Regions from separate parts of the Homo sapiens genome. Here region 2 is linked to region 1. Evidence: read pairs that join two places in POLR2A ChIA-PET (ENCODE). Cell type or tissue: Caco-2. All regions are shown on one strand. Region 1 has its middle 4.6 kb from the start of MICU1. Region 2 overlaps MCU (mitochondrial calcium uniporter).

Region 1 (2,500 bases):
AAACGATTCTCCTGCCTCAGCCTCCCGAGTAGCTGGGACTACAGGCACGCACCACCACACTCAGCTAACTTTTGTATTTTTTTAGTACAGACACGGTTTCACCATGTTGGCCAGGATGGTCTCAATCTCTTAACCTTGTGATATGCCCGCCTCGGCCTCCCAAAGTGCTGGGATTACAGGCGTGAGCCATCCCGCCCAGCCACTTATTACTGTTCTTATGCTGGTACTCCAATTATCCCAGATTTGGCCAGTGATGGGCCTTCAAGCTGGCTCCCTTTGACATGTCCTCATTTTATTTTCTGATTGCTTCCTTACTTTTGGACACAACAAGATGTTCCAGGTCATCTTGTACATTCCTGCTGTAGACTTGAAACCAGCCCTGTTTTCAAGAAGACTTAGTTCCTTTTTGTGGAGAAAGGTAGTTCAGAAATCAAGATCTGGGCAGAGATTCTTTAATTTTGAAGTTAGTTTCAATCATAAAATCAAGGAGAATATGTCAATTTTTATAAATCATCATATTTATGCCATCCTCCCACCTCCTAGTGGTAAAAAGCCAGGAAACATTTAAGCTTTTTTAAAATTTTTTTCATATTTATTTGAACATAATTAATTCTGGCTATAAGTATTAGAGAAGAATACTCACTGCAAGAACAACTATGGGTCATAAGTCTCTAGATAGCTACTCAAGTACAATATAACTTCAAAAAGGTTGGGTGTGGTGGCTCACACCTGTAATCTCAGCACTTTGGGAGGCCAAGGTGGGTGGATCTCTTGAGCCAAGGAGTTCGAGACCAGCCCGGGCAACATAGTGATATGTTGTCTCTACAAAAATTACAAAAAATTAGCCAGGGCTGGTGGTTTGCACCTGTAGTCTCAGCTACTCAGGAGGCTGAGGCGGGAGGATCACTTGAGCCTGGGAGGTTGAGGCTGCAGTGAGCTGAGATGGTGCACTGCATTCCAGCCTGGGCGACAGAGTAAGACTCTAAGACTCTCTGTCTCTTTGTTTCTCTGTCTCTGTCTCTGATATATATATTCAAAAGGAGTTTGTGATGGACGACTGCATAGGTTTTGAGATACCATAATCTATGGAACCCTGAAGATAAGTGTAATAAAACAAAGACCATCTCATTGAATTCATTTTAAAGAAACTGAATGAAAGCTTTAGAAAATAAACTTTTTGTAGTCTGATACTTGTTGCAAAAGATGTTTTTGTTTTTTACAGTGGTGTGATATGTTGGAGACTGCTGTGGTAACACATATTATTTTAATGTGATAAGAATAGATGAACTATAAAATGTATGACATAAGGACACCAATTTCTATTTTTAGTGAATGACATTAAATACTGTCCCTTGATAACACAGATCTTTCAACACAACACACTTTTGAAATACTGAAGATGAAATAAATAAACATTATATTTTGCATATGATAGTATGATAGTCCTGGGGGCAAAGATCAAATCTATTTGTCAAGTATACAGGACTTAGTATTCATTCCCAATCCTATCATTGCAGGGGAATCACCTGGGACTTTTAAAATCCAGATTCCAGAGCATCACCCTGGTTCACTGAAGCAGTGTGTCTCATGATCCAAGAATCTGTATTTTAAAAATCTCCTCAGATAATTCCCAGGCATTTGATCACCAGACTGGTTTGGGAACTACTGAACTTGTTAAAAAATACATTTTTACGGTGGTGCAAGTCTCATTATAGATACAAGTTGCCCAAGGGCAGGAATCGAGCTTATAAATTTTTACAAGCCCAGCACTAGTTGTGAGCATTACATATATTAATATGTAGGTATTCAATATATGTCTGTGAAAGAATTTTGACTTCAAATTTTATTGGTCACCAGAGGAGTCTTATTATTAGTTTGTACAGGAGATATAAACCTTGATTAGTGATATCATACATTTATATGACTCGGAACACATTGCATAGCATCCTGAAAAACAATACTGAATTGATGGACAGATTTCTAATGTAGAATATAGCTGTGTTTGGTTATGACCTTGAATTCTGCTAACTTACTCTATACTCTTGGAAATGAAGAAGGAGCTAGATGCGGTGGCTCACGCCTGTAATCCAAGCATTATGGGAGGCTGAGGCGGGTGGATCACGAGGTCAGGAGTTCGAGACCAGCCTGGCCAAAATGGTGAAACCCCATCTCTACTAAAAACACAAAAATTAGCCAGGCATGGTGGCGCATGCCTGTAATCCCAGCTACTCAGGAGGCTGAGGCAGGAGAATCACTTGAACCTGGGAGGTGGAGGTTGCAGTGAGCCAAGATTGTGCCACTGCACTCTAGCCTGGGTGACACAGCAAGACTCCGTCTCAAAAAAAGAAAAAAAAAAAGAAATGAAGAAAGAATACTCACATCTCATATTTATTTGTATAAGATTGGCCTAGTCTGTAAATTGTCTCTGTCTTGTTCTCCTTTCCATTAAATGTTCTACTTGATGCCAAAATGACTAGACAAAATATACAATAGCATTTAA
Region 2 (2,500 bases), 110 kb before region 1:
ATGTCCTATTGCTCCGAGGCTACACACCTGTACAACATGTTCCTGTAACAAATAGTATAGGCAACTGTAAAACAATGGTAAATATTGGCATATCTAAACATAGAAAAGGTACAGTATACGATACTATAATCTTATGGGACCATCCATATATGCAGGTTATGGTTGACTGCAATGTCGTTTTTGTTTTTTTTTTTTTTTTTTTTTTTGAGACGGAGTCTTGCTCTGTCGCCCAGGCTGGAGGGCAGTGATCTCGGCTCACTACAAGCTCCGCCTCCCGGGTTCACGCCATTCTCCTGCCTCAGCCTCCCCAGTAGCTGGGACTACAGGCGCCCGCCACCATGCCCGACTAATTTTTGGTATTTTTAGTAGAGACAGGGTTTCACCGTCTTAGCCAGGATGGTCTCGATCTCCTGATGTCGTGATCCACCCGCCTCGGCCTCCCAAAGTGCTGGGATTACCGGCGTGAGCCACCAGGCCCAGTCTCCAATGTCGTTTTGCAGTGCATGACTATACACAGAAAAGGATAAGAAGACTAATCAGACAGAAGTTTTAGATACACATAACCTACAAGCCATCATCAACTTGGCAGCATAACACAGGAAATGTCAACACTGGTGGCCACTGACCACAGGGAACATGGACACTCTTCTCACTGTTAAGATGCCTCTCACTTTACCTGGCATGGAAATATCTTCTACTGTCAAAAGAAGACTGTCTCTCTATGTTTATCCTTTTCAGTAAATGCCAGTAAACTGGACATATTTTTGACATAATTTGCTTATGCTTATTGAAATCTGTATTTAGTTATGGTCAAGAAAATGCTACTCTCGCCAGGCACGGTGGCTCACGCCTTTAATCCCAGCACTTTGGAAGGCCAAGGCGGGCGGATCACCTGAGGTCAGGAGTTTGAGACCGGCCTGGCCAACATGGTGAAACCCCACCTCTATTAAAAATACAAAAAATTAGCCGGGTGTGGTGGTGGGCGCCTGTAATCCTAGCTACTTGGGAGGCTGAGGCAGGGGAATCACTTGAACCCAGGAGGCAGAGGCTGAAGTAGGCCGAGATCGTGCCACTGCACTCCAGGCTGGGGGACAGAGTGAGACTCCGTCACACAAAAAAAAAAAAAAAAAGAAAAAGAAAACGCTATTCTCTCAAGAACTCAATTATAAACTCATTAACTATTGTATCTGAGAAAAAAAGATTGTTAATTGTGTTTACAATTAAATATATAAATAAATGCATGACTAAGTAAATATTAATATATTGTTGATAACTATTAAAATACAATGGAAAAGCCTATATTACGTTAAACACAGTTAGAATCCTTTTATGTATCCAAGAAGTCTTTGCCTATGAGATTGTAAACTTTTTCTCTCAGAACCATGCTCTCATCTCCCCTCTGTCACAATTGGATTAAATGGATCTTTCCTGAGAGCTCACTGAGACACAGCCACACTTAACAGCAGCACACTGGCTGCCCCAGCAAAGGAGCAAATGACTCATAGCACCTGCTGGTTTGAACTCAACCCTTGTACTACATTAGCTCTTACGACCTCACTGGAATCCAAATCAGAAATCAGGAAAACAAACATGCAAAATATAAATAGGAATACAAGTGAGAAGTCAGAAAGAAATATAGAAATAAAAATCACAATTCTGAAGCTTCATTGTTCAAGACATTCCAACAAAACTGATAAATAAGTTTGATTTTGGAAAACCATTTCTAATAGTATATTCTAGTCATTTCACTATTAACAAATTATGGAGCTTCCCATCCTGAGATAATGGAAGAGTCAGGTTCACACCAGAAGTGAGAAAATCATGAAGATAACACCCTTTTTTTTTTTTTTTGAGACAGAGTCTCACTCTGTTGTCAGGCTGGAGTGCAGTGGTGTGATCTTGGCTCACTGCAATCTCTGCCTCCCGGGTTCAAGCAATTCCCCTGCCTCAGCCTCCTGAGTAGCTGGGACTACAGGTGCACACCACCATGCCCGGCTAATTTTTTATATTTTAGCAGAGACGAGGTTTCATCATGTTGGCCAGATGGTCTCCATCTCCTGACCTTGTGATCCGCCCACCGCAGCCTCCCAAAGTGCTGGGATTACAGGCGTGAGCCACCGTGCCCGGTGATGGCACTCTTTTTACAGTTGGCCACAGAACAGTAGGCAAGACAGCTACTAACCAACACACATCGAGGAGAAAAGACAATGATTGATGGGATCATAAGAGAAGAGAATAAAAATCTTAATTTTCAGCTGGGCACGGTGGCTCACACCTGTAATCCCTGCACTTTGGGAGGCTGAGGCAGGCAGATCACTTGAGGTCAGGAGTTCAAGACCAGCTGGCAAACAGGGTGAAACCCTGTCTCTACCAAAAATACAAAAATTAGCCAGGCATGGTGGTGTGCACCTGTAATCCCAGCTACTCGGGAGGCTAAGGCAAGACAATCACTGGAACTCAGGAGGCGGAGGTTGCAGTGAGCTGAGATCGCACCACTGAA

The links. Peaks named below come from ENCODE experiments on the same cell type or tissue, not always from the same donor. Only the 100,000 strongest peaks of a DNase experiment are listed, where the experiment ranks them.
Region 2: POLR2A ChIA-PET joins it to region 1 with 12 read pairs; 6 of 35 experiments call an interaction of 5 or more read pairs at or near these places.

The regions. Positions count from the first base shown.
Region 1 is chr10:72,629,467-72,631,966 of GRCh38, reverse strand. No RefSeq gene overlaps it. Among named protein-coding and RNA genes, the nearest start is that of MICU1, 4.6 kb to the right of the region's middle. In Caco-2, no CTCF peak of the experiment used is centred here; no DNase peak of the experiment used is centred here.
Region 2 is chr10:72,739,729-72,742,228 of GRCh38, reverse strand. All of the region lies in intron 1 of MCU (mitochondrial calcium uniporter), which reads right to left. Among named protein-coding and RNA genes, the nearest start is that of MIR4676, 20 kb to the right of the region's middle. In Caco-2, no CTCF peak of the experiment used is centred here; a DNase peak (open chromatin) is centred at 1,468.